Regions from separate parts of the Mus musculus genome. Here regions 2, 3 and 4 are each linked to region 1. A link is a loop called in an ENCODE intact Hi-C map of the cell type or tissue named here. Cell type or tissue: heart. All regions are shown on one strand. Region 1 holds the start of 2210016F16Rik (RIKEN cDNA 2210016F16 gene). Region 2 holds the start of Hnrnpa0 (heterogeneous nuclear ribonucleoprotein A0). Region 3 holds the start of Gkap1 (G kinase anchoring protein 1). Region 4 holds the start of Gm38494 (a long non-coding RNA gene).

Region 1 (8,000 bases):
GATTGGCATACATTGCTTCTGTATGTCCGGACTTCTGCTTTGGGCAGAGGTCACCTCCCGCGCCTCGCAGCACCCACCCAGGTTTAAGGCTGGCACCCACCTTGGTCGAGCGCGCGGTTGACGGCGGCGCACAGGGCCCAGTAGCCAGTGTAGGGCGTCCCGCCGTAGCGCACCGCACACTTGCTGTCCTCCCGCTCGGCCCAGAAGGAGAAGTTGAGCGAGTCCACCAGGAACACCCAGCCGAGCGCAGCCTCGTCCGCCCCGCGCGGGTTGAGCTCGTGCAGGGACTTCCACTGCTCCACGCGCCACGCCGCGGCCGCGGGCAGCAGCAGCTCGGCCGCCCTGCGCACGCCCTCGTGGTCCACGAGCACGTCGCGACTGTTCTCGGCCACGAACCTCGCCGACTCGCGCGGCGAAAGCGGTGGCCCCATGCTGTTTCGAACCCGGAGCCTCGGCCTCCGCCAGGGCCAAGCACTTGCGCCCACTTCCGGGTCTGAGGTCCGGAAGTTGCCCTGCGGGAAGCTTCCGGCCGGCCTCTGGGACTCCTTGTGTTCGGCCGTCGTGTTTCTTGTCGCGTCCCCGTCGCACTCCCGTCTTTGAGGAAGGCTTGGGATCGCGCGGGGCGTGGGGACTCTGGTTGCTGCCCGGCGCCACCCCGAGGCTAGGTGCCTCGGAGGGCCGCTCAGCACACCCCACACTTCAGAGGCCGAATGAAGGTTTAGGAGTCACTGGAACATTGACTGCATGAGGGAACAGTACAGTTAAACCTTGCATCTGACGCCCTTGCATCCAACAGGAGTGATGGTGATCCCAGGTTTGCAAGGAAAGGGAAATGATTCCAGGAGGAGGTTCCCCACCACCAAGCAATGGCCTAGATTGAAATGTATGCCTGTGTTTGTCTGTCAGACTAAATCAAGGGAACTGTCTGAACCAGACACAAACGCCAGTCGTTCTGACGGTCAAGGTGTGTCACAGCAAGACAGTGCAAAAGTCCCTCCATCTTGTACTCTTGCTGAGGCGGTTCCAGGTTTAACTAGAATCTGATCTTGATGAAGAGTCCCGTGGGTAATTACCCAACTGTATTCAAGGAGCCCAAAGGTCAGCTAACTTATCTTAGCTAAAAGATCTTGCTTTCTGGGAAGCCCTCGTACAGCTGCAAAGCAAAGTACCCGGGTGTGATTTCTTGCCTTTAAAAAACTGTTGATCTGGACAGTTGGAACCACACCTCCTAGGTCTCTGAATACCTACCTGGGTGTGGTCCCAGCCAGCTGGAATAGACTTTCAATTGATTATAAACTGTGTGACTAGTCATCTCTATAGGGTTACCTGGAACAAAGTAGGAATTATAAAGTATCAACCCAACCCCTAAAACTTAACATACTTAAGATACATTGGTCAATGTTGAAAAGATGCCTGGAGATGCAGAATCAGTATGAAAGTATGTTTTTATTATCTGGGCGTTTCTCATTGTTGTTCTGAGGCAAGGCCTCTGTGGCCTTGGATCACCTGGAATTTACTATGTGGACCAGCTAGACTCAAACTCATATAGATCTACCTGCCTCTATCTTCTCAGTGCTAGGATTGAAGGCATAGGCCACCATACGCGGCTTTGTTTTTTCTTTTAAATACTGATTTTTCTATCCTGCAATTTTGCTTTAATTAAAGAGTTTCCTAGTAGATTCCATAAAGGTCTTTTTAGAAAAAAGTATTTTTATTTTGTGTATGAATGTTTTGCCTGCATGCATGTATGTGTTCCATGTGTGTGCCTGCTGCCTGCAGAGGCTAGAAGAGGGTGTTGGAGCCCCTGGAACTGGAGTTACAAGATATTGGGAACAGCCATATGGGTACTGGGTTCAGACCTGGGTCCACTGGAAGAGAAGCCAGTACTCTTAACTTTGAGGGCATCTCTCAAACGCCTCTATAATGTCTTATAAGTATAGAAACACATCATTTGCAAGTAGGAATAGTTCGATTCTTTTCCTGTTTCCTTTTTTATCACTTACTTTGGTCTTATTTCCATAGCTAAGACTTCAAAGAGTATCCTGAAAAACTAAGGAGGATGGGCAGCCCTGTCTCATTCCTGAATTGAGAACAGATGCTCTCTCCACTTGATTTTTGGCTATAGGTCTGTTGTAATAGAGCCTCTATTAGTTTGAAGCATGAGCCAATCTATCCTAACACCTCCAGCACTTTGACCACAAAGCCATGTTGAACTGTGTCAAAAAGACCTTTCATCAGTGAGATTATGTACGTGGTTTCTGTTTTTAAGTTTGTTTATATAGTGTATTGCATTTATTCATTTACCTGTGTTGAGTCAAACTTGCCTCTCCATAAAACACCCTAGTTGGTCATAATATTTGATCTTCTTAAATGTATTTCTAAATTCAGTTTGCAAGTATTTTGTTGAGTCTTTGTGTCTATGTTCATTAAAGAGAAGATGTCTGTAGTTTTAAGTTGTTATTCCTTTGCCTGGTTTTGGTGTGAGAATAATACTATATTTGTAGAATGAACTTGGTAGTGTCCATTCACTTTCTATTTTATGGAATAGAACTGGTATGAGATCATCCTTGAAAGTTTGATAGAATTCAGTAGAGAATACAAAAGCCAGTAATATACTGTGTCCTAAAACATATTTTGCTAGCAATGATAAAAAAAATCAAAGACTGTAAAATAAATTACAAAGCAAATATCAGATAAAGTAAATGTCAAACCAAAGCTATCTAGAAAATATAAAAAGGGTGATACCACATATTATGTCAGGAATGATTTATCAAGAGAAATACTTCATAGGCTGAATGTTGTAATCCCTAGTTTCATAAAGCACATAATTTGAAGTATATACAGTGCTTCATAGGGATTGACACAGGAATAGTGGGAGCTTCAATGACCTGCTTTTACAGTTACATCTCCCAAATAAAAACTAAGCAAATAAACATCAGAGCTAAAATACATTATGGAGTAACTTAACAGAAATATACAGGACATCGCACCCAACAGACCAAAAATACACATTTTTAAAAATCTCATCAGGATATGATACCTTCTCTAAAACTAGTATCACAGGACAAAACCTCAACAACAATGACAAAATCCATATTATAAAATGTATTTTTGAACAGTGAATCATTCAAGGAACCAGGAAGATTTTTAAAAACAAAACAACCCTCCTAGAGACAAGTGAAAAGGAGAACACAACTTCTGGGAACCTCTGGGACACAGCCAGGAAAGTTTCCCAAGTTTATAGTGACAAGTAACCTGAGAAGTGGCTGGAAAGATAGCTCAGCAGTTAAGAGCACTGGCTGCTTTTCTAGAGAACCTGGGCTTACTTCCTAAGTCTACATGGTGGCTCACAAGTGTTTCTAACTGCAGCTCCGGGTGATGTTGCCCTCTTCTGGCTTGGGAGGGTAAAGCACCAAGTGCACACTAGACGTTATCAAGATTTTATCTGCCATCTATACTGGCTTTTACGAAAGTTTTGCTATGGAGTTCAGCTGACATTCATCAAAGATGGGCATCATTCAGAAGCTCTAAACAGCAGCCTCTTGACGGCGGTTACTGCTCGTGCTCCTACGTTCTGTAATGATAGACTATGGCAAGCACTTCAATAGTTTAGAAGTCACATGTAGTGGGGCACATGCCTTACTCCCAGCACTAGAAAGGCAGGAGACAGGTGGAATCTCTGTAGGATCAAGGCCGGCCTGCTCTACATAGTGAGTTCCAGGACAGCCACAGCTATGTAGAGATCCAGTCTCAAAAATGCAAAAGAAACAAAGGAAACCAGAGGATAAAAGAAAGTTTCACAGGTGAAAGCAGGATGACCAAGGCCAATCGTTACAAACCAAACTCAAAGACACATGTTCTCTCCTTCCCCTCAAAGCAGCCAACGTTTTCCACCTAACCATCATCTTCCACAGTCTTACCACTGTATCTACTTAAATTCTGAATCCATTCCTGAATTAAGTCATTGAGTACTTCATTCATTTAGTCTTCCTATCTTCTAGTTTCTGGAAATGTCCCACAGAGGAAGATCTTTAAGGGTATGTCTTACCCATCTCAGTATCTCTTCACCCAGACAAAATCAGTCAGCCCTATGAACATTTTATATTTTCCAATATATTTGCAAATATAGCCACCCCAACTCAGACTAGTTCCTCATTTAAAAAATTTTTATTATACTATATTTTATACTGTAAAGTAGTAAGGAAAGTTTTCAGAAAACAAATAGGATAGGTCAAATACACTCCAGGAGAGGGCTGGGGGCTAGCTCAGTACTCATGGATCTACTTCTCAGACATAATTGTCTGAGTTTGTCTTCAGGTCAGATTTTTTTTTTTCCTTAAATGAAATTATTAAACTTGAAGAAATCATGTTTGTACAATGAAATTGACAGTGCCTACTTTTATAACTGCTGTTTAGGGTCCCAAATATTCCCAGATATTATATAGAGATCAAGCCACATGCTTGAGAACATATATACACACATAACAAGTCATCTGGAGTACACAGTGCAGCAACAGAGACAGGAAAAGACCTTGCCTCAAAAACCAGCTGGAAGGAGAAAAAAACAAACAAACAAAAACCAGTCTCTGCCCTCCATGTCAGGCCCTCACTCAGTCTCACAAGGGGTGGGTGGGAGAGAAATAGCATGTTCATTACTATGGGTGTCTTATGGGTGTCATGAAACACCTGACAAGAAAACTTGGGAGTACTTCTTTTGGCCTAATTTGAAGAGTCTATCATGGCAGCAGGAGGTTGAGCTAGCCACTCAACTGTTTGCAGTCAGGAAGCAGAAATGACTATGGTCAGCTCACTTCCTCTCTTTATTCAGTCTGACTTGATAGGAAGGGGTACTTGTATTTTAGCTGAGTCTTCTCATGTCAATTTACCCAATGTAGACTATCTCCCATAGGCAGTATTCATCATCACACCTAGGAATGTAGTCCTTCCACAAACTGCTTTAGTTGAGATATAGTTTTATTTACTTCATTTGAAGGGGTCACATGTAGCCATGGCTAGTCTTCCAATTCCTTCCTGTTCCTACCTCTTCTGTGCTATGTAGTAAACCTTTGTATTAAAACCTTTTTAAACGTACACTGAAATCTCACTTTTGTTAAACCAATTTAAGTTTTTTGTATGTGTATGAGCACTCTGATCATCTCTACAAGCGGAGATCAGGACAACTTTGTGGGTTCTGGGGACTATACTCAGTATCAGAGGCTTGTGTGACAAGTGACTGCTAGCCCATGGTTTTGATTAACTAGCACCTTTATTTTTGTTGGTTCTAATAATGCAATTTGAGAAACACTGCAATATTGCTAATAATACTGTAGTATCTCATAACTGTGCCAGGCTTGGTGGTGGTGTACAAAACTATATTCTCTGCATTCAGGGGCCTGAGGATCGTAGTTTAAAGGCCAGTCAAGGGGATTGGTGAAATGGTACACAGCTAACCTGTCTTTAAAAATAAAAAATAAAATTAAAAAAAAAAAGAACCATCTTGGTAGATGTTTAGATTTCCCAAAAGCCCTGTTAGTATACTTGAGAGGCTAGTAGAAAAGTTCAGTTGGTGAGAAGTACTTGCTGTGAAACTCAAGAGTTCCTAGCACCCAATAAAGCCAGGTGCAGAATGAGCCTGCAATCTGTGCTAAGGGCAGAAAGCAGGATACTGAGACACTTGCTGGCCAGTTATACTAGCCAGCTAGTTTCCAGTGAAGTGAAGCAAAGCAGGAAGATCTCTGGCCTCCACACTCCATGTGTAACCTCTCACCAACAGACACACAAATTTTTTAATCTTTCCATCTTTAAAGCTTCAATAAATCATAACAATTGCTTTGAAGATACATTTTAGTTATTGCATTCATTTTTATTTCCCTGTTCAAGACTTGCTACATATTCCTTGGCTGACTTAAAACTTCAGTGACCCACCTGTCACTACAGTCCTCTGAGTTATAGGTGTGCACAATCCTGCCTTGTTGACCTGGTACTGAACATAAAGGCCCCAAGCACTCAATTAAGCCACTTCCTTTAACCCCGTGGCATTCCTAGTCTTTAGCAGATTATGTGCTCTTTCACAAACTAAGTACGCCACCATTCCCTCTAAAGCCCTTGGGATGCAATACTTAGCATGGGTTGACAAAAACCTGCTCATTCTTATACCAGTCTTATTCATGACTCCACCTTATTGGAGCTGAAGGTAGGTAATTCTGAGAATATGTGAACCAGCTAATTGCTCACCGCACTACAATGCAGAAAATAGATTACACTTGAGGCTTGTATAATGACTCAAAATGATTTAGCACTAACAGGTTGTCTAAATAATTACCTGAATTTTCTATGCACTTTAACCAGACTGTCTCTAAGTGCTAAAAAAAAAACCAAAAAACAAAAAACACTTCACACACACACACACAAAACCCCATAATTTAAGATTACTGTATTTCCTTACAAGAGGAACACTTCAACAAACTTTACATGTATTAATCAACCCCTTTTCAAATTGGGCACACGTCATAACTAACATCATGGAAGTTTTATTTAGATGTGGATTTTGAACTATCAATACAGATGCCAAGTTACTACACAAAACATCCACAGGAACTTTTTCCATTTTTTTCGAATCGTTCACAAACATTTCCTACATAATTCAACACACAACAGAGAAATGGTACATCTTTTTTCTTTCATTGTGCATACAATGGAAAAACAAGTATATATATATATTTTTACAAAGTTCAACTAACAAGACACTAGCAGGTTGACAGCTTTAAGTCTATAGGTGAGAAATTATCTAACAAAAATAACCAGGATTTATTCAGCATCAGCCACTTCCATAACCAAGTTTACTCTGGTTAATAAAGCTCATTGCCCATCAGGCTTCTGGCATATACTTAAGATGCGTAACTCTTGTAGTATTGCTCCCCACCGCAGTTCTCCACAACTAACAGAAAACTGTTGAAAAGTAGTGGCAAACATTTGCAAAAACAAACAAAATCCCAAGCTTATTATAAGCATGAATATGTGATGGAAATTTATCAAGCCAAGTCTTTCCAACCATTAAGAAGTCACCCAAACTGAGTTTGCCAATGTATTTTGTCTATGTCCAAGAGGTGCACTTATATCCAACAGAGGAGCTGCTGAAAATCAAACTTAGTGTTTAGTTTAGGGGTGGGCTGGAAAATTCAACCACCATTTGAAATTGTCTTAAAAAAAAAAAAGACCACCAAAAATAGATTCACTAAATTTATTTTAAAAATCATAAAACGTTTCTTACAAAAGAGCATTACATTCTGCACACTGCTCTGAACAAATGCCAGGGACATGTGGACTATTACTTTCCTCCCTGTCCCACCCCCCAATGTTACAGTGACCACAAAGTAAGGTGTTCACAATAATTACATGGGGGGAATTTTTTTTAAAACCACCAACAATGAACAAAAAATAAAAGTCACTCACTCTGCTGCTGTTTCAAAATTTCAATGTTAGTTTTTGCATGCCCTCCCCCCAACCCTGTTTGTAAGGAACTAAAACATTACATCTGGTGAACAGCAAAGATTTCACTACACCTCAAATGCAGAACACCTATGAAGCAGAGGAATGTTGGCTTTTTAAACAGAAGCAGATAAAAAAAAAAAGATGCAGGACTCCTTCAGTTCTTCACTAGTCTTAGAAAAACTTTCCAGAATACTGCTTCACACTATAAAAAAGAAAAAATATCTTGCATTAGAATCCTTCAACATCTGCATACTGCTTCACACTATAAAAGAAAAGAAAAAAAAAGTACGAATTAGAATTTTTGTTCAAAACATCTTAATCAACATTAAGACAATTTCAATGATAAATTAAAATGATAAACATGTCCATTACAATTAGAAGAACTTTTAAAGAGCAATAGCAACTATAAATTAAAGCAATGTAAAACTCAAGAAAATGTTAATAGACAGTAGTAGTGCAGGGTTAAGAAAATGAAACTGGAAGCTGTTAATACTTGGTAGGAAAGACAA
Region 2 (8,000 bases), 260 kb before region 1:
CTGGCTAGCTTCCTGTCCAGGCTCACCTTGCTTCCTGGCTAGCTTCCTGTCCAGGCTCACCTGTCCAGGGCACCACCCATGGTGGGTTGGACCTTTCCCATAACAACATCAACTAAGATAATCCCACCGGGATTTGCACACAGGCTAATCTGAAGGAGGCAATTCTGATGCAGGCTCCCTCCTCCCAGGAATGTCAAGTTGACAACCATGTTAATCATCCCAGAGGCAAAATCTTTACAACGGCCTACTTCCCAAACCATAATCTGGTGCTCCCACCTCACTGCCTACTCCTGGGCCCCTCCTTCCCTCAACTACAGCCACCCTAGTCAACGGCTAAATTAAAATCTTCCGTATTAATTTAGTAAGAAACTGAATTCAGATCCTAAGAAGACCCATGGTACTCTAGACCTGAAGCTAGTAGTTCAAGCTCACTTACTACTTTTTGAACCATCTTGCTGCTCCAAAACTGACATGACTAGTTTACAAAGGAAATTCCCAACATACACGCCCTTTCAATTACAGAAAACTGACCTGCGTTTTCATCAGAAACTGGTGAAGAGTCAAAATGAGGAGACCAGAAGACCCTGTGAATCACGGAGCCCGTTCTTTCACAGGGAACCTCAGACTATCTATCAGTTACTGTGGGATATCTAGGATATGTCATTTTTTTAGACCTATTAATTTGTGTGTGTGTATGAGTATTTGCCTGCGCACATGACCGTGCACCGGGTGCGGGCCTGTGTCCTTCAGAGGTCAGAAGAGGGCACTGGATCTGCTAGGACCAGAACTATTGACAGTTGTGAGCTGCCATGGGAATGCTGGAGATCGCCTCAACAGCAACACGTCCGCTCCAGCCCCTGCTGCCGTTGCTCACTAAAAGTCTCAGGTGACTGCTATTTCCAAAATTAAATAAATTAGTCTGCACCCTAGAGCCGGTTTGCTATTATTAGTCTTGGCAAAAACAATAGAATTTAAATGGCTGGGTTTTTTTTTTTTTAACGGTCTCTGTGACCTCATATTCAAAAGGGCCAATGACATAAGGAACCCAATCTATCATGCTCTGCATGTCAGCTGAGCAGTGGGACTGTCCTCTGTGGCTTTGTAAAGCTAGTTCAAACACCCGTCACGTTTCCCCGTAACAGAGCCCCTCCTGTCTATAGGCCCAACACAAATGCCGGAACTCTCATAATTGTTTAAGTTCTCATCATCCAAACAAAACTATGGGTGTCTTAAGAGGAAAAGGCTGGCCCCTAGTCAGCTTAGTAAATCTGTTGAATAATTACCGAGAATGATCTCAAAATCCTATCAAATCATAAGAGATCGAAACAATTCCATAGTCTAGGAAATAAGCTGACTTACCAGGTTAAACAGCAAACGGACGTTCTCTCAGTCTACAGATTCACCCCTCTGACCCAGGGTAAATATCACCCAGCTCGTCCAAGTCTGTTAATTCTCCATCCTCTTGAGAAAGCTTCATGATACAAATATCTGGTAAATCATTTACAGATCAAGCAAAGGCTAATGCTAACATCTATTAACATACCGGAACAGTCTGCCCTTCTAAGCAGGACAAAACAGTGTCCACTGTTCTGACCTCACTCTCTCACACCTTCAGAAGGGCAGCCGAGCAATCTGGCACTCAGAAGGCAGCGGCAGGCGAATCCCTGAGTTTGAGGCCAGCTTAGGACTATGTATGTGAGAGCCAGCTCGCCCCCCAAAAAAACATTTTTAAAGCTGCAAGATTCCTATCTCCTATTTTTTAATACTTAATAGTAGGCAAACTGTTTAAGTTATGAACCTGTAGCCTGGTGCAACAGAGATAATAGGACCTCGTCATAGAATGAGAACTGGAATCAGAAATAACACACATGAACTCTTAATTACTTCTTAGGTTTTCAAGGAACTTTTTATCGAGTGGGTGGGAATATGTCATTTTTCATCGTTGAGAGCAGGAAAAAAAGGAAGAGTACCTCGAGTCATCTGCTATGGGGCCCTGAGCAGAAGACAGGAGAAGATAGTCCCACTTAGCCGGTAGTTCTTGGCTGGTCCTTCCAAAAAGCCCAAAGAGCTATCTATGATCCTAGCACTAAGAATGCAGGAGGACGCCCAAGAATTCAGGGCAGCCTGGTCTACATGGCGTTTCAGTCAGCTAGGGACACACAGCAAGAAAAGGAAGTAGGGTGTGGGGAGCAAACCAGGCCAAAATAAGGCTGAGAGATTCTCCCTATCACACTGACACTAGAATTGGAAGAAACTATCAAGTGTTGATGTTAGACAGGTCACACCCATAAACAAGGTAAAAGGCAGGCAATGCTCAGACCCACCACACCCCACAGCACACTTTCAATTAGCAGGCACACAAGAAACAACCTAAAATGCAAGTGATCCAAACCAAGAGTGTAAGCAGCAAAGTCTACAATTCAACACTCCTGTCACTTGTGGTCTTGAGGCAGGGAACCCTAAATTCCCAATTCCCAGCCAACCTCGGTCTGTCTTTCCTAAAATCGAGAATCCACACTACGGTATAGCACTTTATGAATCTCAATCACTTCTAAACTTTAAGCATTTGAAACTCTGGGGTCTGGAGATGGCTCAACTTTTGAAGAGGACCCCACACCTGGCAACTCAAAATCCCCCATAACCCAGCTCCATGAGGTTTAATTCCTTCTGGACTCTCTGGAAATCTGCACTCACACACGCAGCTTCCCTTTTCTCAAAAATACGGTTTAAAAAAAAAAAGTATTACCATCTTTAAAGATGTCCCAGGCCTGTCAGAAATGGCTCAGCTGGTAAAGGCACTTGCAGATCCCCAAACCCAGAAGGCAGGAGAGCAGACTTGCAGTGTCTTCCAAGGGTGCTGTGTGAAAGGCATGTGCTCACACACTCACACAAAAACTAATGTAAGGTCCACACTATCTTTTAACTAATGGTTATTTTAGAACTTAAAAGTCTTTAAAATACAAAGAGCTTCACACTGGAGCAACTTTTCATCTTGAAAAATCAGAAAATACCCAAGCATGAAAAACTATTCTCAAAAGGAGTGGCAAACTCTATCACCATCTCCTGTCAACTAAGCTTGACGTCCTCTGCTGAGATTCTCACAGGTGAACCAAGACATCAAGAAGCTCCACATGCCAGAGGCTGCTAGGGGAAACACAGTAAGTGCTTACAGAAACATTGTTTTCCTTTCCTACTATTCAAGTACATCCATCACTAAGGGTGAACACTGAGCTGTTAATGCACCAGGAACTGTTAGCTAAGTCACTATTACTAAAACTAGTCACCTCCCAATACCTACCAGCTCAGTCTTCATCCAAAATAACCGGGGAAAGTCTGAGGTAACATGTAATGAGTTTTAGGTCTTTTCCTGTATCCTAGAGGGACCCCCCCCCCCCACCAAAGCCTGCATTAGATCTTCAAGTGTAGTTTCAAGCAGGAATTTAAGGGAAGCAAGCAATTGTGAGCAAAGAACTTCATCCAACTTTTTTTCTTCCACAGCAAACACACCCCTATACAGTGTTAAATACATGACCCAAACATCAGCTATCACTCACTACACTTACCAAACTAGCCAAACATAAATCCTCTTACCTCTTTAAGAACCTTAGTACTTACAATATTTTGGCAAGAATCAGATCTTAGGAATTATTCAGTGACAACTTAAAATGTGGGGTTCCAACATTAAAATATTTTAAAAGGTAAAAAGAAAAATCTTTTCTGAAAAGCTTGATGCCATTAGGCTTTAGGCTTCCAAAATCCGAGTCAAATTTTTACCATCTCGTCAAACCCAGTAAGATAGCAGGTACTCTGAGCCCACCCACCAGGTTATACATACTCTCACTCAATCATGTAAGAATTGAATTCTTTATTTGTGATATCCATAAACGTTGCTATTCTATGTTTCTATCCAGGAAGGCATTTTCTTCTATTATCAGTTTTTGTTTTTTTTTTATAAACAACAACTTGAATTCTATTGCATGAAGGGCTACAAATACACGTTAACCAAGCAGAATACAGATATTTTGTTTTACAACTTGCACCTAAAACCCCAGTACACACAGCTGCTTCAGTAGCTACCGGAGCAGTTTGGGGCTACTGCCCAAGCTATGCATAGCAGTTTACATGTTCAAATCTCACGTAGAAAAAGTGACTGATGCGGGCTGTTAACTACACTCCCGGGAAGCCCGTCTCAGCTACAAGTAAATGTGGACCTTTCAAGTCTGCAGAATTCTGATGGCAAACTGCTAAATCTGATGAAATTGTCCTGAACAAGTAAGTTGGGTTTTTCTTAACCAACCGTCTTGCAGCTATACTGCCACTCTACCAGCAGATGGTGCTACATCCGTTGGACTTAAAAGAGGACAAAGTTCAGACTTAGGGAAGAAACGCTTTTTTTAAACCTGCTCTGAAAATACATTTAAAAAAAACTCATTTAGTGTTAGGGTAAAATAGAACCCTTATTTGTAACCATTCATTACAGACAAACCAATAAGGAAGAAACTAGGTCACCTAAAAAAGTTTTAAACAGTTTATATGAATGAGAACACATGCTTTAAACACAAACTATTTTTTTTAAACTACACAGTACATGTTTTGAAGTAAATTCTCATAGAAAGAACCAACCATGTCAAGATGATAAGCAAATCGCTTATTACAAAGAGATGGATGCACAGGACTAAACAGCCACATCCACCACTTCAGAAAGATTTTGTCTGTAAAAGGTAAATTCAACATCACTAACTGGGCAAACAGGAAGGGGAAAAAAAAAAAAAAAGAGCCCACAAGACCTCCTTTAAGCGTCTCGAAGTACACATCAAAACCTAACAAAAATATCCTTTAAAACGGTAAGGAGTGGATCCTAGGAAAAAAAAAATGTTAGACATGTACGGTCAAACACAATGATTTATTAAAAATAAAACGTAAAAATGATTTTTGTACATATGCTTCCAAATTCCAGGCATGGGATCCAAGTAGGTTTCATAGAAAACGCTGTAGCCAGGTATCAAGTCCTTACAACAAAGTAAACTACCCTCCCGCCCAACCCCCACCCAGGTGTTGCTACAGAATCAGCAAGTTCACTCCCGCCCGCCCACCCGCCCCCCCAAAAAACACAAATTAAAACAAGACATTTTTTTGCTAGTATAAAAACGACCAAGGTCCAAGTAATAATAAAAAAATAGAGTCCATCAATGACTGTAACACAAAAATGTGTGTGTGTGGGGCCGAGTCCACCTTCAGGGGGGGTAACGGGCAGGCAAGCGGGGGGTGTCGTGCCCCCCAGGGTGAGCGGCTTCCCCCGAGGGCACCTGGGGCGGGCGCGGAGGGCGACGATGGCCGCGCCCGCCGCCGGCATCCGGAACCCGGCTTCTAGAACGAGCCTCCGCCGTAGCCGCCGCCGTAGCCGCCTCTGTACGGTCCACTGTTGCTGCGGCCGCCCCAGCTGCCGCCGCCGCCGCCGCCTCCGCCGCTCTTCATCGGCCCGTACGAGGACTGGTGCTGGCTGTAGCTGCCGAAGCCGCCGAAGCCGTTGCCGTAGTCGCTGCCGCCGTATGAGCCGCCGCCGCCGCCACCGCCCCCGTAGGCGCCGTAGCCCCCGTAGCCGCCGTAGCTGTTGTAGCCGCCGCCGCCGCCACCGCCGCCCTTGGCCAGCCCGTTCTGGTCTCGGCCGCCGCCGCCGCCTCCGCCGCCGCGGCCCCGGCCTCCGCCGCGCCCGCCCCGGGCCGCCCGCGCACCCCCGCCGCCCGCGTGGATATCCTCCTTGGGCACCGCCTTCTTCACCTCCACGCGGTGGCCCTGGATCGGGTGGAACTTGACCACCGCGGCCTTGTCGGCCGCGTCGTGGCTCTGGAAGTAGACGAAGCCGAAGCCGCGCTTCTTGCCCGACTGCTTGTCGGCAATGATCTCCGCCTTCTCCACCGCGCCGAACTGCGAGAAGTGCTCGATCAGGTCGCCCTCCGCCACGTCGCCCTTGAGGCCGCCCACGAACAGCTTCTTCACCTTGGCGTGCGCCCCGGGCCGCGCCGAATCCTCCCGCGACACGGCGCGCTTCAGCTCCACCGTGTTGCCGTCCACCGCGTGCGGCGACGCGGCCATGGCGGCATCCGCCTCCTCCACGTTCGAGTAGGTCACGAAGCCGAAGCAGCGGGAGCGCTTCGTCTGGGGGTTCACCACCACCACGCAGTCCGTCAGCGTCCCGAAGGCCTCGAAGTGGCCGCGCAGCCCCGACTCACTCGTCTGCACATTGAGGCCGCCGATGAACAGCTTACAGAGCTGCGAGTTCTCCATGTCGGCCGCCCGGGCCCTGCCCCCGCCCTGCGCGCTCCGCCGCGTCGCCGTCGCCCGTTAGCGGTCGCCGAGGCCTCGTCCGAGCCCGGGCCCGGCCGCCGCCGCCACCGCCGGCGGGGAAGGGGCGGGAGGGGGAGGGAAGGGGCGCGCTGCCGGCCCGAGGGCGAGCCGAGGACGCTGGAACCCGACCGGGGCCGCCGCGGCCGCCACCTCCGCTCCCCTATCGGGACACCACACAAAGAGGCCGCTGAAGGCGCGCGCACCCTCCCCGCGCGGTGCGTCACAAGCGACGCCGGGACGCCGGCCAATCGCCTGGCCGCTCGCCTTGGTCCCGCCCACCGCGCCGCAGCGCCGCTCTCGGTCGCGGCCTCCCCGCCCTCCGCGGTTTCCCCACCACCCCGGTCCGGGCCTGGGGCTCCTCGGCGACCGCCGCTCCTTCCGCCTCCGCGCTCGCACTCGACGCGGGGCCGCGGGGCCGCGGGGCCCGGGAGACCGCCCGCCAGAGCCCTCCGCGCGTCTCCGTGGAGCGTTTCCTGGCGACCGCGCGGCTGTTCCCGCAGTCGTCCCTCCCTCCCTCCCCTCGCCGGATGCCCAGGCCCAGCTCCGCAGTGGCGTTCGCGCCAGCCCCTTGAGGGACGTGACCTGCCGGCCAATCAGCGGCTGCTCCTCAGACCCACTTCCGTTTTCCGCTGCCGCGGGACGGGCGCGCTCCTCTCGAGCACTGGCCCGGCGCCTCCCGTGCGGAACCCTCTGTCGCCCGCACGCTTCGTCCTCGCGGGAATTCTGGCCGTTCCCAACGGATCAGCCCGGGTGGCCCCCGCGCGGACTTTTTAAAAACTTGACTGTTGGGGGCCGGCCCGCACCCGGCGTCGGCTCCCCTAGGGGCGGCACAAAGATGGAGGGCCTCGGCCTGACCCCAAGGCGGTTATTGGCCGTTTACGGTGGGCTGGTGGCTCCATTAATCCAATGCGACTCTTGCCCCGTGCCACTCTGCCCGCCGAAGCAAGCCCATGAGAGGGAACACCACCAAAGCCCTTGAGACCGGGTAACCCAGACCAGGCCCGAGCCAGGCCTGCGGTAGCCGCTGGCGATGCTCCGCCCTGTGAACTCAGCAGCGAGCTCCTGCGGACATGTTCCTTGCGAGCCACGCAGGATTTATTCGGCCCCATCCTTACACTGCTAGCCTTGAGCCAGGCTGACCTCGAACTCCCAAGCACTAGATTATAAGCATGCCCTATGAGATTTCCTATTTTTATTGCCTTCTCACCGCCATCCCAACTGTGGTTTGGGAATTAAACCCAGGGGACTTAACTAGAGTTGGAGCAGTGTCCCCCGACACGTCCTATCCCCATTCTGTCCCGTTACTTCTCATCTCCCTCATCTGGTGCACCCCTGTGACCTGCAGCCAGCAGCTTCTACTGGGCTGCCAGCTTCGTGAATATGAACAGCCATTTTGCCAACTTTATCCATATAACTAGATTTTAAAAAAAAACTGTCAGGGACTGTGCTTAGTGTTCACGGATAAGATCTCAATTTCTACAGTGTCTTAGGGTTGTAGAAATAAGGCAAGCTGGGAAGGAACGGCCTTATTTGGTTTACATTTCCAGATCATAGTCCATCACTGGAGGAAGTCAGGACAGGAACTCAAACAGGACTGGAACCTGGAGGCAAGAGCTGATAGAGGCTGTGGAGGGGTGCTGCTTGCTAGCTTCTAG
Region 3 (8,000 bases), 110 kb before region 1:
GATGTGGAATTGCTTCAATGGAGGCAAGCTAACTACTGGGCGAAGAAAATGTCCATGTTTCACCTACAGACAAATCTGTTCAGAAAGGACAAATGGATGCAAGGAAGCAGACTGCCAGGCTCTGCAAAGACAGGGGGAGCAAGTCCTTCACAACTCCTGACAAGAAGTCTGTCAGCTATAGTGAGCCACAGATGACATGGGGGATCTGTCCAGGCAGGCTGCTGTCGGCCATTTCTTTTATCTTTGGAAGCTGCATCCCAGCATTGCCTGCACACTCGGGTAACATTCATTCCTTCTCAGGTCTCTGATGGGGCTGAAGGCTAGATAGTCACAGCCTTACTATATGCATAAATTGTTTAGGATTTAAGATGATGTTCCAGGTCTACAAGATGTTTTTAGGATGGTAGTACAAGTTAAGATAGAAAGTGATTTAGATATAGAACTTGAACTCACCAGACAGGATGGTAGAATACTTTATCTAAGTTGCCAAAAATAAATGGACTGGATATTATGAATGTAACTCTTATCGAATAGTTTTCATAATTCTTCCTAATGCATGCTGTTTATTATTATTTAAAAAGCCTTTTATTCGACAAAAAGGGGAATGTAGGCATCGTGTTTTTGTACACTGTGCAGTTTACCCTGCGTTATTTAAATGAAATGCTGATTTCTCTGCCCTCATGTCTTGTTTCAATCAAGACACAGCATTGCAATACTTATTCCAAGAATTCCTGTCTAAAGTTTGTGTAAACAGCTTTTACCATTGTCAATAAATACTGACCACCCAATGGCTGGACAGAGTAGACAACAGGGTAGGAAGTACATCAACCAGAGGAAGGAGAGGGGATAAAGAGATGCAGATCAGCCCAAGGAGGATGGAGGATTCAAAGCCATAAGGAAGGGGTCTGGAGAGAGATCATGGAAACATACCCGAAGCCCAAAAAGCCACATCAGTAATATTATGCATGTATCATGGGATGGGGTTGGGAGGTAGCCAGATTAGCATAAAAGTAAAAACTGATCATTTGACTGCTCAGCTACTGAAAACTAGTTTTAAATCAATATTGTTACTCTGTGTGGTTATTGGGGACTGGAATAAAGCAAAGAAATACAGCTGCTGGATTAATTTATGGCTATATTTTTATTAAAAAAGTAATTCACTTACATTCTACAGTGATTTCTCCCACTTTCCCTGTTCTGCGAGAAAACAGACTGCTCAGTGTTCACTTGTTCCTGGAGTCTGGAATGTCTGTCTCCTCCACTTAAAACTTCTCCGTTCTTCAAATTTAGCCCCATTGCAATTCTGATCTGCCTTCTCGTTAATGTTCCTGCACTTACACTTAATTCTGTTCTTCATGGACTCTTTCAACAGCTACCACTGTATCTAGCTCCCTACTGTCCTGATTTACAAAATGCTGAACAACACAGGTCTCTTCTTTGTATTCCCAAATATATATATATATATCAATCAAGGACTTGGCACAGATATCAGCCAGTTGTAATGGGCACATCTGCAGTCTCAGTACTGGAAGGGATAAGGCAGGAAGGTCATAGGTTCAAGGCTAAACTGGGCTACACAGTAAAAAACAGTCTCAGCAAAAAAAAAAAAAAAAAAAGAAGAAGAAACATTAATTAACATTATTAACATTAAATAAGTTAATCATGACCTCAAGCTTACTGACTGAGGCTTAATTACATTCTCCAATCACACAGTGCCATACCTAAGTGTGCACTGGAATCTGTGCTCTGAACTTGAACACTGAGGGTGGAGAGCACACACCATCTAACTAACAGCACCGTCACAACGAAGTGTTTCCACAACTCATCTTTTTCCCCCTAGGAATCTTGTTTTTGTAGGAAGCTTTGGATTTTGTGTCAAACTGCTGATTTTTAAAAGGTGAGGGTGTGAGATAAACTGTTGCTACTAAGGAACAGGCCAAGCTACGCCTAGCAAGATTTATAAATGAATGACCTGTTTTCTTGAGGCCTTGGTCTCTATGAAGGGCCACTGCCATCATGAGCACCTTCTTCTATGACATCAGTGTCGGGAAAGAATTGAGCCTGGGGGAACTTAAGTACATAATTTCAGCCCTTTAAAAAATGAACAGTAGTGACTGTGTCGATCAACACTATCAACCACCTAGCTTGATCCAAAACGGAACTATGCAATGTCAATGTCATCAGTTAATATGGCCATATGCTTTGAGAGGGCAGCTCTCTCACCATGTAGCCTGCACTGGAACCAAACTCTCAATCCTCCTGTCCCAGGCTCCTGAGTCTTGGGAATACAGGTGTACACCAGTTCGTGCAGCTAGAGAGGCCTTGGTGGACTCTAACAGATCAAACACAACAGACTGAGGACTTGCGACTCCAAGAGGCCCTGGGTTTGATGCCAAGCACTGTCCCTACGAATTACAAAATGAGAGGAAAAGGAATGGCCTGGTCTCCCTCATCTTCTTGGCTGCTTGACTGTCATTTTGACTTCTTAGAACTTAAGGTTACAGGGATCGAGGACCAACGGTCCTGAAACTTTTGCTTCCAACACACTTATCGAAAATGACATAAACTTAAAGGCATACCCGGAGCTCCACCACCCCCCCCCACCCCCCCCCCCCCCGCAACACACACACTGGTTAGGTGCAGCCTTCCTTTTCTAATCCGAAGCTCTCAACTTCTGTGGGTTGTGAACTCTTAGAAACAAAAACAAAAAGCAAACTGCAGACATGTACTAAGGAATTCAGTCATGAAGTGCAAAGGTGATTTTCACTTGCACACAACGTCCCTCTGATCCACGTGTAGGTTCTCGCTCTAGAGTGATTGCTAGAAGCCCCTAGGGTTAATATTAAACAGGTGTATTTCGATCTTTAGTGAAAAATCACATTAAAGAGGCTTAGACTAACCGATTTTAGTGGCATAAGCTAGTGTAGGGAAACCCCAGGCTTTCTAGGAAGATTCTCAATACAGCATTACCATCTTTCGGCAGTTTCTCCAGTATTTCTGGAGCTACAGCTTAACTTCATTCCCGTGACAGGCGGGCGCAAGCGCCTTCACATAAACAGACGAGGCTGAAGAACAATGCTTGTGTTTTTCCAGCGCCTCTGCCTCTCGCTAGAACTCTCCACCGACATCCCTTGAGAAATGTCGCCAGTGGAGGGAGCGGGGCAGACAATGGGATAAACTTTTGCCCCGACTGCTCCGCGTTTACAGACACCCCGAGGCTGGCACCCTACCGCTGCCACCGCCGCCGCCGCGCATAGCTGCTGGAAGCCCCGACAGCAGGGGCTTGTGCGAGAGCCTGCGCATCTACCTCGGGCTGCTGGGAGGGAGGGAGGGAAGGCGAGCGGCGAGCAGCCCCTCTCTCCTCCTTCGGGAACCGAAGCCAAATCTCACGCACGAGCAGTTCCGGGTGCTCCAAAACTTGTTCGCGAAGTACCCGGAGAAAGAGCGCGGCGGGCTGGGCGAGCCCCAGCCGCTGCCGAGACGCGGTGTCCAAGCCTGCAAGCGACACCGGCGTCGGGTGGGCGCCCCGGGGAGCCCCGAACGGGCGGCCGCACCTGCTGTCACTCCCGCGGCCGGCCGCGGCGGACCAGGCCTGCGGCCCGCACTCCCCCGCAGCCTCCGCGGCCCTCCCGCCGCCCGGCCCCGCTCGGCTCAGCCCCGCTCGGCTCCGCTCCGCTCCGCTCCCCGCCTCAGGCCGCACTCGGCCGCGTCCCCTCAGCCACGAGCTGCGAGGCTCCGTAGACTCACCGGGCCTCCCTCGCCGCGGTGCGGCCGCTCCCGTCTCCCCGCCGCTCCCGCGCTACCCCCGGGCGTTGGGCGCGGGCCGCGGGGCGTCCGCAGTAACGGGCCCGCGGAGGGCGGCGGCGCGCGGAGGGCGGGGCGGGGCGGGGCGGGGCGGACCCGCAAGCCTGGCGCCCGCCGTGGCCGGCCGGCGCGCGGGACTTCTTTGCCGAGGGTCGCAGCGCGGCGGACGCTGACGCCGAGGAGAGGTCCGCGGGGGACGGACTGCGGAGGACCAGAACCACCTGCTGGAGGAGCCGCGCTACGGGGGCCGCGCAGGGTCCAAACGGCTCGCGTAGGCGGCGGCTCCGCGGTCCTCGGGGTCGCGGAGCCGGGAAGGTGGGAGGCCTTCCGGGAGGAGGCTTAGGCCGCCGCGGGCGGCGCGCGGCGGGATCGCCAGGCTGTGGGGAGGCCCGGGGGCGGAGGCGGACCTCCAGTCGGCGAGGGAGGGCGGTGCTGCACGAGATGCAAACAGCCGGACGGCCTTGGGTTCCCGCGGGAGCACCTCCGGGGCCGCTTTAGTTTTGCAAAGTTAAGCGGCTTACCGGCAAACCCGTCCGCTACCGCCCAGCCGTGCGGGCTGCCCGGCGATGTCCCGCGCGAGTCACCGCCGCGGGTGTAGACGTGGGGGACACAGTGGGGAGCGAAGCAAAGAATCGCAGAAGACGCCAGATCACCCTAGGGCCCGGTGGAAAAAGAGAATGTTACTCGGGATCCGAGGACTGCGAGCATCTTTGGGGCAGCGCGAGGGAGGAGGCTTTTGGATTTGGCCTGGGAAGAGGTGGGGTTTTGCGGGGAGACCTCGGGGCCTTGGATGGAGGCCATTGGACGCTGCGTTCCACAATGAGATTGGAGGTGTTGACAAGTGGCAGAGACGACTGAAAAATGAGGGAGGGGGGCGGCGGTGGTGAGGGATGGCTGAGTTCCAAGAGTAAGGATTGATGTTTAAGGCAATATTTGATGTTTTAGGATTTAGAAGTTTGAAGGAAGAAATGAAGGCTTTTTTTGCTTTGTAACTCCTGCAGATGTTAGAGATTGAAAACTGGCAGTCCTGTGTAGACCAGGCAGACGGTAATAACAGATGAGCTATGGGGGGGCGGGGGGGGCGGTGAGGACACACGGCTATGAGCCCCCAACACTTGGCAAGCTGATCAGAAAGTGAGTCCAAGGCCGGTGGCTACACAGAAAGATTGATCCGGGGGTCGGGGCCAAGAGGATGGGGCAAGACAAGATAAAGGAAGGCAGGAAGAATTTTAAATGATTGAGAAGTGATGTGGAGGTGCATTCTACAGGATTTGAACATCTGATTGGGAAGGGAGAAATGAGGTCTTGAGACCCGGTTGCTTGTAAGAGGGAGCGTGAACACTTGGAAGAGGAGGATGCAGCTACTTACCGGTTTTCATAGGACTGGGGTTGAAGGCAGCTAAATAGGTGGCCATAAGCAGTTGAAGCAGTTCTAAAACAGCTGAAAGAACTGCACCTGGACAGTACACTGGGTGCTGGGGAATAGTTCAGTCGATAGCTTGAGTTCTAGCCCCAGAATAAATGTAAAAGCTCCCAGCGTGGTATATCAAGCTCTGGTCCCAAAGATTAGCGGGCAGAAACAGGTGGATCCCTCGGTCTTGTTAGCTACCCTCCCACTCTCCACAAAAAGATAGCACCTGACAAATGATAACCACACCCCCTCCCAGCATGTGCATGAACAACACACACAAGGATCGGAAACTCCTCAGCTTAGTAGCGTATTGCTATAAGAGAAGGGGGCAGACTCAGTCTAGAAATACATCATCATTAGAGTCTTGCTACCCCAAAGTTGACCACATGTGTGTCACCAGCAAGTTTGTCAGAAACGTGTGGATCTCGGGCCTAACACACACCTGCCCATTAGAATCTGCAACCTCAAAGAAATTCCAAGAGGTGACCCCATCAGATTTTGGGAAGCTCAGCTCTAGATGAGGAAAGTCAACAGAGGAGGGGAGGGTGGGCAGGGAGGAAGAGAGGGACACTTGGGTAAGGCACCACAGCAGGGGACTTCAGTCTCGTCAAAGCTGGGCCAGGGAGTGTGGGTCAGAACCACACACCGTGGAGGGTGCGGGAAAACCACGTGTGTGGGTTGTGACTGGCTGCCACGATCACAACAACCGTGTTTTCACTGAGGAGGGCTTTAGAGACTCTTACTTTCGGGCTCGGGGTTGCCTAGAGACAGTCCTAGCCCTGCTCACACACTCAGGGCATGTTGAAGTAAGTGGGTGGATTGATAGATCAAGAACAAAGTGTCCCCAGAGCAAGGTCAGCTAATCGTTTATCACAACTCGTGCCCCTGAACACAGACTCCTTTTCTCAGCCCCCGCGGGTTAATGCTCCTGTGCACTATTTCCCATAGAAGATGAGCAGGAACTGTGCCTGCCACTGCCAGGTAGGACCCTTTACCTCCTCCAGGTATCCCCCGGAATTGGCAGCACCCCAGCAACGGGCCTGGAGGAAGAGCTTCCCCTTCTGAAGGGAACAACGTGGATTTGCATGGACTCAGGCGTGGTAGGCTGGAAGGCCGAGGGAGGAAGGAGCATCTAGAAGTACCGTAAAGTTGGAGCGATGGCTCAGTGGTTGAGGGTATTTGCCACTCTTCAGAGGACCTGTGTGGGTCTGATTCGCAGCACCCCCATGATGGCTCACAAACACCTGTAGCTCCAGATCTTGTGGCCATGAGTGCGGTGCACAGATACCTGCAGGCAGGCATCTGCAAACATAAAATTGAACATATAGTAAGGCTTCTAAACTGGTGCATTTGACCGGGTTGTTTTTTTTTTTTTTTTTTTTTTTTTAGAACCTGGGTCCTATAGGGAATATCCTAAACACAGCACAGTTGAGTAGGGTGCACGTGAAAACGAATCTGTAGCTGTTAGTAATGCCAGGGTGCCGGAAGTGGGCCTGGGAAGGACTGAGTGCTGCACCTCAGATCCTGAGGGCTCCCAAGAGGTAAGTCTGGTAAAGGCTTGGTGCACAGCACCTCTGGGGGTAGCTTCAAAAGATGAGTGGACTCTGGACCCTACTTCAGTCTTTGTTGTTGTTGTTCCTTTCTGGCTGTGGAGTGAGCAGCTTAGGGCTTAGCTCCCTGCCACGGTGCTCCCCACAGGCCTCAAAGCAAAGCCAAACACCAGAGCACAGGAAACTTTGAGTGAGCTAGAACTAATCTCTCTTCAAAAGCTGACCACCACCCGCAGTGGTGCTTTAATCCCAGCACTAGGGAGGCAGAGGCAGGCAGATTTCTGAGTTCGAGGCCAACCTGGTCTACAGAGTGAGTTCCAGGACAGCCAGGGCTATACAGAGAAACCCTGTCTCGAAAAACCTAAATAAATAAATAAATAAATAAATAGAAGCTGACCACCTCAACTTCTGTTATGATAATAGCTGAGTACCGGTGAAGGACCACACGGTCCAAGGTCCTTGGAAGAGAGGAAAGGGTCAAAGAATTGAGAAGCAGAAAGGGCTTTGAAAGGAATAGCCTCGTTATATTGTTTGTATGTAGCCACGCACTGTCTTGGCTCACACCACACCACACCCAACAGTGGTCCATCTCCTAAGATGGAGTTGCAGGGTGCTGGCCAGGGAGGGGCAGATCCTGTACTTAGAGGAGGTGGAGGCAGGAGGATCATGAGTTTGCTGCCAGTCTAAGCTACAAAGAGAATTTGAGGCAATCGAGACTCTGTCTCAGAGAAGTAAAAATCCACGCAAACAACATCAGCCAGCTAAGGAAATGTTGTCTAATGACATCCGGCTGCCTTCGTCTGTGTTAGTGGCCTCTGCGCCATGCGGTGACTGAGTCAGCCCGCTGAGTGGCTTTCAGAACATATCCTTGTCACTATGAAATACCAGACTCTCCCATGCGTGTGACTATATAAAAGTTTCCCTTTGCTCCTAAAGCCCCCATGTTAAAGGCTTTGTTGTTAAGGCAGCGCTGGTGGCTTAAAGAGGTAGGGCCTGGGGGAAGGCCCTTAGGCCAATGGCAGCAGCTCCTGAAGGCGGTGGAATCCCAGACCTCCCCTTATTTAGTCTTGTCCTGGGCAATGAAGTGAGCTTTACTTGGTAAGTGCTCCTGTCCAAATGCAACGGGGCCTGCCAGTCAGCCAGCCAGTCAGGGACCTCCAAAACTGAGCCAAAATTAATATGTACTCTTTGTAAGTTGTCTGAGTTAGGTACTTTCCACTGTAACACAAAGCTGA
Region 4 (8,000 bases), 150 kb after region 1:
TAGCTCCGACTTCAGGTTTTATCTCACAGATACGGAATGCAGAGGCCCCTGGATGCTGTGCTGTTCTGACTGACCATGAGACGAGGCACGTCCCTGCGCATTGCCCTGCCTTTGGCTGTTGGGCTCATACTTACCGGTCTGCTTTGTGTTACTTACTTATGCTGTAGATTTTGAATCAGGATACTGGCCTAAACATTCAGAGTCTGGAGAATAATTTGTCAATTTGAAGTTATTTTCTATCCCTATAGAGCAGCCTGCCACCCCTCCTAGTTCAGCAGGCAATTTTAGCCTGACTAATGGGAACGACTAACTGTTCAGCGTCTCCTGATGTAGTCGTGATATGAAGCATAATACAATTTTTCCTGATGTACTCTAGTGAATACATATTATAATTTAATCCTTCAGGTATACTTTCCAGTGTGCAGATAATATGATAATGAGAGAATAAGCTTGATGGCAGAGCCTAGGGAGGCAAGGAGGCAAATAAAAGCCAAGGGCGGGCCTTCAGCTGGACTACTGGCATAGTCTCCTTTAAGGGCTACTGTTGTATGATAAAGGATCGCAGGTTGTATTTATATATTTGTGTATACTCACAAATGCATTTAGATGCATATATACACACATATATGTAGTGTATGCACATGCATAACATAATTATGTGTGCACCCATGTGTGTATCAATAATAATCAGAGGGAAGAAGAGGCTATTGCTTTGAGAATTGGGGCGGGGTGTCATGGAATGAGCTGAAGAGAGGAGACTTGAAAGGGGCCAAAGGGAGGAAATGGAAGTGATGTAATTATATTTTAATGACCATGTATAAAAATAAGGTGATAAATAGGAATGCTGTAGATGGAAGGCAACAGCTTTAAAGAGCACATTGTCCTGGACTGAACGCTGAGTTAGCTAAACTCGAAACTGAGGACAATGAGGAAGATGTGCAAGGTCTCAGCAGAAAATGAGCAGACATGAGAAGAGACGTCATCCCAGACACGGCTGTATGGCTGTGTGTAACCTAGTCATGTAGATAAATATGTACCGAGTAAGAGTGTGGAACCTTCCATGCAGGGATGTCATAGGGAACAAGACATCTTAATTTTTCTGTCTTACCAAAGGTCATTTTTCTTTTCTTTTTCTAAAGATGTATTTATTTATTTTATGTATATGAGTACACTGTAGCTGTCTTCAGACACACCAGAAAAAAAAGGCATTGGATCCCATTACGGATAGTTGTGAGTCACCATATGGTTGCTGGGATTTGAACTCAGGACTTCTGGAAGAGCAGCCAGTGCTCTTAACCACTGAACCATACAGAGGCCATCAGTGGGCAGCAGTGATGAAGGGAAGCCGTGACGCTAGCTCAGACCTGTGCTCACGCACACAGAGGACTGTGAACACGTCTGAGTGCACACCTCAGGAGGAGCCCCATGGAGACCCTGACCCATCAGCCGCACAGCCTCACTTCTTTCAATCTGAGTCCAGACGAGAGGAGTTTGGTGAGTGTTGTAATGGAACTGAATGGGCACCGGACTTCCTCCTGAGGCTGAAAAGGAGGGAGGGAGGCCAAGGATTCTCTGTTCAGGACATGCTGAACGCTCTGGGGAAGAGCTGAACTCGGGATCTTGATAGTGCTGCTGCTATCTGGTAAATCCCTTGGGCTAAGATTATGGAGTAAAGGATAAACAGACTACACATTTTTCCCTGGACACACCCAAACAGCAAATGAAATTTACACCTTGGCATAACTGCCAGAGAGTCCTGTGTTCTAGCCAGTGACTGCTGTACATGGATACATGTTTTTGTTTTTGTTTTGTGGTTTTTCAAGACAGGGTTTCTCTGTGTAGCCCTGGTGTCCTGAAACTCACTCTGTAGATCAGGCTGGCCTCAAACTCAGAAATCCACCTGCCTCTGCCTCCCGAGTGCTGGGATTAAAGGCATATGCCACCACTGCCCGGCACATATATACATGTACACACATGCACACACACATGCAGGAGTGCATGTGCCCACATACACACACACACATATGAGTGAACACACATGCATACAAACACACGCAGACATACACACATGAGTGCACACACATGCACACACATGACTCTGCAGGGAGGCACTTCTACTTGTCTCTTGTATGGTTGGTTGGCATCACATCCTCTGGTATTCAATACTGTTTATATTGACAATTTATCATGGTGATATTATGGCGACCTTTGTGTTGCCACTACATCAAGATGTTAAATGTATTAGTTTGCACCTCACAGGGTTTTTGTACGTCTGGTAAAGTCATTGGATTTGATCTGAGAAAAGTGGCTTTTTCTTCGGATAAATTTAGACAAGATCTGGGAAACCAAGGAGAAACCCGTCTGTATATGTAAAGGGTTAAGAGCAAGAGGTGGTGAGGTTTGGTGTCTGTCAATAATGAAAACATTGATTAAAAAAAACATTTCTTCTGGCTGACTCTGTAAAGAGTGAGTCTTTTCTACCAGATGGTGTGGTCTGATGTTTAAACCACATGGCATCGACTCAGTGACTCACTTTTATGCCCAGTACAATAATATGTCCCAGTGACAGACATATTCAGAAAAACGTAACACTAGATAATTCCACTGCTGTGCATCACATAGAGAACTCACACAGACCCCAGAGTGTCCTCTTGTCACAGTCGATCAGACATGGAGGGGCTGGCTACTGCCAACTGGGACACAGCTCCCTTTATTGCTTTTTAAAAACTGATCTGGGGCTGGAGAGATGGCTCAGTGGTTAAGAGCACTGACTACTCTTCCAGAGGTCTTGAGTTCAAATCCCAGCAACCACTTGGTGGCTCACAACCATCTGTAATGAGATCTGATACCTTCTTCTGGTGTGTCTGAAGACAGTTACAGTGAATTTATATATAATAAAATACATCTTTAAGAAAAGAAAATAAAAACTGTATGCGGTAGGAATGCAAACTGCGAAGATCCCCAGAGAAACCTCTCTCTTTGCACAGTGGCTTCCCCGGGGCTGCTCATTTAGAGGCCATGGGCTTGCTCCGTCGGGTAAGAGCTGTCTTACTTTATAGTCACGTGTTGGAGAGGAGCCCTCAGGGTGTCCAGAGTCTCTCATTACCCAGGTGAGGGCTGTGATCTGAGGCCCTTTTCTGCAGGGCTTAAAGCTGGATCACTTGGGGGCTTTTTTCTATGGTTTGAGTGTTTCTTCTGCTGAAGCCACAGCGCTCCTTGGACAGGGTGTCTGTCACACAGCCTCTCACAGAGGCAACAAACTGTCACGTAGCACAAGCTGCCACTGACATTTTTCCTTCCCCAACCCTGGTTTTCTGGCCTTTAGGGTAAAGAATTGTGACATGTTAAATAGACCACTGAAGTTCCCAAGAGACAAAAAAAAAAAAACAAAAAAAACTGAGCATCCATTCTGAACTAATTTGCTGAGTCATTTTAGGCACATTTATCTGCTCCGCTGTAACAGTTTCTTCTTTGGGGTGGGGGCTGCGGGGGTGGGGCTGGGGCGGGGACGACAACGACAGATAAGGCTACTATCTAACTATAGAGTAACTCACGGCTCTATAAGACTGTAGAAAGCTAAGAAGTTGTTTAAATTCCCTCATGTTTAAGTATTTGCCGTTGCGGAGAAAGAAATGGGGAAGGCAGCTCTGGGGCGAGGAGACTGGTAGGAACCAGAACGCATTTGGAGATATTTCCCCTCTTTATGAGGAAACATACATAATAAGAGAGTTCTGGGGATCTCAGAGAGTGGCTTGAAGCTTTCAGAGTTTCAGGATCCCTTCCTACACTGGAAAACTGGATTCATGCGGTTAGTCACTGGTGTTGGAATGAGACCATAGTCGAATGTGAAGGTTGGTAGTTGGGTTCCACTGTCTCGCATCTGAGCCAGGCAATTAGACAAAAGAATGGTGTTTACAGGATTTGGGGCATCAACTTGATTTGGGGCCCGATATTGGTTGGGGTGTTATTAATTTGTTATTTTGGGGGTCAGATGTCAGTCAGGCCTAAGACCAGGATAAAGGCGGTGCTCCCTGTGAAGTTATATGGCATGGCCCTCCCTGGGGTCAGTCTGCCCTCTTGTGGCCAGCTGTGGGCCTTGCCGCTGAGCACCATCTGTGCAGGCTCCTTGTTTCCGGTGGCCCTGGAGCTGGATGTGCCTGCTTTTTCCTTTCTACAGCTTAAACCTGACCTTTGTGAACGTCACCAAAGGTCTGTCAGCCATGAATCATGTTTTACCATGGTTCTCGGCGTCTGCCTGTGCCAGATCATTAGGCTTGGAAGCATTAAGTAACTTGCAATGAGGCTACTTAGTGGAACTGGGGTGCGAACCCTGGCCAGCGGACTCCTAGTGACCTTTCTACCCTTAGTACATGAAATGAAGAAGGAACACTTCCACCAAGCTCACAGGGCGCACCATCAGACTCAATATAATGATATAAGAGCAATTTCATAATGAGAGTATTTGCCCTCCCTCACCTAACTATAAATAAAATCACTATTTCAAAAATTACAGATTGCCCCCCCCCCCCGTCTGTCCTTCCTCGGCCCACAAAGCTGCTGACTTAGCAGATGGCTGGGGGATAACATTTCGACAAACACTGGGCTAGCAGTGCTAGCTAACTGCCCTAGGTCTAATATTTCAAAGTGCAGTTAGCTTGAGGACCGTATAGAAGCAGGTATTTGAAAAGATGGAGTTTTCTCTAAAGACTTGATTTTCCAGGCTGCGGAGTTGATCAGCGCCCTCTTTCTCTCCTCACCAATCTTTGTAAGGCCCTGGGACTGGATGCACACAACTAAGCATGAAGTTAAAGCGGGGTGATTCGATGAGGTGCTTTTAGCCTCTAAGTAGCTCTGGCCTCATGACATGCCCGGAACCAATGGGCATGGAGAGAACTTCCCTTCTCACCATAGCAACTGGTGCAAGCTAGTCTCCCTCTCTCTGTTTCCAGGCAGGGACTCTATACAGAGTCTATCTGTATCCTAGCAACGGGAGGATGCTACAGTTGGCTTTGGTTCCCAAATGCCCTGGAAACAAGGCTTTTCCTTCCAATCCCCCAACCCCTTTCCTTCTGTTGGTTCTCAGGTGCGGGAGCCCTTGAAGTCCTTAAAGAAGCAAGGTGGGAGGGGTTAGCCATGTTGGAGGCAGGTGTGAGGAAGTTCAGCCAGCAGGAAATGGGAAGTTTGAGCCTGGGGGAAGGGAGTGAACTGTATTCACAGAGGCAGCTTGGGAACTACTAAGTCAGGGGTGAACTGCAAGTTCTTTACTCTGTGGAATATCAGGATTTAACCCTACCTTGTCTGTGATTATAGAAGATGAAGAGTCATTGCTGCTGATCCCTGAAGTTTACTGGACAGACACATCTGTGAACCTAGTGTTCTGAATTCACTTAATCTTTAAGGCTAATTCTGTAAGGTAGAGAAATGACAGACAGACAGACAGACAGATGGGAGATAGTGAGATAGACTGACTGATAGATAAGCATCAGATGCTAATTAGGTCAGTAAAATAAAACTGAAAAGCCCACAAACTCTAACAAGTGGAACTTAATTATGTGCTAGAAGTGGCCTGTCTATCTAATGGAGGTGCGGATGAAGATTAGAGCTGAATGTTCTGGAAGATGAACTACAGATGGCTCATACACACACACAAAGACAGGGATGTATAACCTCACTTAACTAGAGAAGTTTAAATTAAAGCCACACCGCAGCACTTTTTCCTTTGTGTTAGTAAAATCTTGGCACTCGACTGAATCTTCATGGAGAGCATTGTCCTTTTGAAACAGCAAGTGACTGTGTCCTACGTTTCAGTAGCTCCATTTCCACAACGTCCCCAAAAGGTGTACTCACATGTGTGAAGTTGACAGCAGGGTGTGTGAAGGGTGCAGGAGGGTCCTCTAGACATCTATAGACAGGAGTCTGCTTGTGTGTTCCTTAGACAGGAGAGTGTGGGGAGTCAGATATTACAGAGCCCAGGGGCTGAGACAATGTCATCCCTGAGCCCAGATATCCAAAAAGGCAGAGAAGAGGCAAGCATGAGGCTGTGGATGTCATGAATCTCAGGAGTCACCTGACCAGGGGTACAGCTGGGGGTAACCAGGGGAACAAGCTGAGGATCTTGGATGATTAACTACCTTGTTGTTCTCTGTGTCAGATGAGGTGGTGAGGCCATTGCCCTAGAGTATCAGCTGGTCACCTCCTCACACGACGACGAGCTCACTACAGAAAGCACGACCTGGAGATTCAGTTTCTGTCTCCAGTCTTCACACTTGCACTGGGCCTCAGCGTGAGCTCTGCTGATCCACTGACAGGGTGACGTGTGCAGAGGCCGTTGGCTGCTGCTCCGTTTTGTGTTCATTTTGTGGAAATAAACCAAATAGACGAGTTATAAACAAATCATTAAAAAAGACAGATGCTGTGTTCAAAATCATGAAAAAGGTCTTTTTCACTACTGAAAGATAATGAAAGTTATCGTTAATTAGCAAAGAGCCCAGGATGTATCATTGAAGGATCCAGCAGGGTTGGAAGTTGCTGCCCTGCAGGACCAGCGGATCACCCTGCGTATGCGGTAAGCTGCAGGGCAGGGGTAGGACATAATGTTCTATATCTACTACGTGATGATGAAATTGCTAGCCCTCTCAAGGACCTGACTGCACACCACCCACCCTGTGGCTGCCATCACAGTGGTGAGGTCTGTGTGAACTAGGATCTTTCCCGCTGAGGGTGAGGAGTGGGGCCACTCAGACCAGAGGAAGATGCTAGAAAAGCCAGCGGTGACAGCTCTGAGCTCCGTGCTCACCTCCCAGCACAAGGCCTCCCTCGCCAACAGGGTGGATGCTGTGATGACGCTTAGCTGAGCTGCTAAAGCTTAACATGGTTTGCATCAAGAAGGTGCAGCCCTAGGGGTGGAGCCCTAGGGGAGTCTTAGCTGGTGGCTGGCGTCCTGGTCAGGAACACTTTCTCTTCTGCTAAGTTTGAGACGCGGCCCAAGGAGTCTAAGAACGCCAAGATTGCCCTCTTAAATGTTGAGCTGGAGCTGAAAGCAGAGAAAGATAATGCTGAAATCAGAGTCCACACAGTGGAGGATTACCAGGCAGTTGCTGAGCATCGCAGAACATTCTCTACGATGAAGTTAGAGCCAACGTCATCTTCTCTAGACTCCCTACTGGGGATGTGGCCACCCAGCGCTTTGCTGATGAGGACGTGTTCTGAACTGGCTTACAAAGTTGTTATGAAAACAGCCGAGCTTCTCCTCCAGCGCAGTTGTAGGAGCACAGCTCAAGGGCTTTAGGAAGTCCCCTCAGAGCCTGGTCCTCACAGACCCACTGGGGCTCGGTTTCTGTGAGGTAGCACCTGGCTGTTGTGTCTGGGTGGCATCTACACTACACACTGAGCAGGAATGTTTGCATAAACCCGTAACACAAGGCAAGTGGCCTTCTGTCAAATACCTGTATTGCTGATAAGGAGAAGGTGTTCAAGAAATTCATTTCCAGGGCTGGAGAGATGGCTCAGCGGTTAAGAGCACTGACTGCTCTTCCTAGAGGTCCTGAGTTCAATTCCCAGCAACCACATGGTGGCTCACAACCATCTGTAATGGAATCTGATGCCCTCTTCAGGTGTGTCTGAAGACAGCAACGGTGTACTCATATACATTAAATAAATGGATACATTTTTTAGAATTAAATTTTATTTTACTTTTTTACTTATTCACTTTACATCCCATTCACTGCCCCCTTCCTGGTCACCTCCCCACCTCCCCTTCTCTTGGCAGGTAGAGGTGACAGATCCCTGTGAGTGTGAGGCTAGGCGTGGTGTACATAGGAACTCCTTGGTGAAACTCAGAGAGAGAGAGAGAGAGAGAGAGAGAGAGAGAGAGAGAGAGAGAGAGAGCGCTTTCCAGTTGGTTCTTGACTCCTGGCATTCAGGAGTTAGAGGCGGGTGGATCATACTGAGTTCTAGGCCAGCCAGGGCTACATGGTAAGACCCTGTCTAAAACACAATTT

What was found. A loop is a pair of places that touch in the nucleus more often than their neighbours do. Peaks named below come from ENCODE experiments on the same cell type or tissue, not always from the same donor. Only the 100,000 strongest peaks of a DNase experiment are listed, where the experiment ranks them.
Region 2: a loop joins it to region 1, with 2.3 times the contacts of the local background. A loop is called at or near these places in 3 of 42 quality-filtered maps.
Region 3: a loop joins it to region 1, with 2.5 times the contacts of the local background. A loop is called at or near these places in 26 of 42 quality-filtered maps.
Region 4: a loop joins it to region 1, with 8 times the contacts of the local background. A loop is called at or near these places in 18 of 42 quality-filtered maps.

What each region holds. Positions count from the first base shown.
Region 1 is chr13:58,384,724-58,392,723 of GRCm38, forward strand. 2210016F16Rik (RIKEN cDNA 2210016F16 gene) reads right to left here and starts at 502. Exons shown (of 4, transcript NM_027335.1): 1 at 101-502. The coding sequence starts at 431. Hnrnpk (heterogeneous nuclear ribonucleoprotein K) reads right to left here. Exons shown (of 16, transcript NM_025279.3): 16 at 6,409-7,693. The coding sequence ends at 7,663. In heart, CTCF peaks have their summits at 360 and 3,397 (motif pointing left); a DNase peak (open chromatin) is centred at 518; H3K4me3 peaks cover 1,052 bases; H3K27ac peaks cover 1,015 bases.
Region 2 is chr13:58,122,029-58,130,028 of GRCm38, forward strand. Hnrnpa0 (heterogeneous nuclear ribonucleoprotein A0) reads right to left here and starts at 6,528. Exons shown (of 1, transcript NM_029872.1): 1 at 3,851-6,528. The coding sequence starts at 6,285. The coding sequence ends at 5,368. It also overlaps a transcript of Klhl3 not described here. In heart, CTCF peaks have their summits at 4,307 (motif pointing right) and 7,155; DNase peaks (open chromatin) are centred at 5,873, 6,553 and 6,943; H3K4me3 peaks cover 4,102 bases; H3K27ac peaks cover 3,074 bases.
Region 3 is chr13:58,270,327-58,278,326 of GRCm38, forward strand. Gkap1 (G kinase anchoring protein 1) reads right to left here and starts at 3,862. Exons shown (of 12, transcript NM_019832.4): 1 at 3,748-3,862. Gm26555 (a long non-coding RNA gene) reads left to right here and starts at 4,525. Exons shown (of 8, transcript XR_873524.3): 1 at 4,525-8,000. In heart, no CTCF peak of the experiment used is centred here; a DNase peak (open chromatin) is centred at 4,145; H3K4me3 peaks cover 2,590 bases; H3K27ac peaks cover 1,829 bases; H3K27me3 peaks cover 331 bases.
Region 4 is chr13:58,539,288-58,547,287 of GRCm38, forward strand. Gm38494 (a long non-coding RNA gene) reads right to left here and starts at 7,190. Exons shown (of 3, transcript XR_382518.4): 1 at 6,797-7,190; 2 at 6,132-6,335; 3 at 5,684-5,930. It also overlaps the pseudogene Gm3131. In heart, a CTCF peak has its summit at 4,080 (motif pointing left); a DNase peak (open chromatin) is centred at 4,054; H3K27ac peaks cover 1,181 bases; H3K27me3 peaks cover 1,745 bases.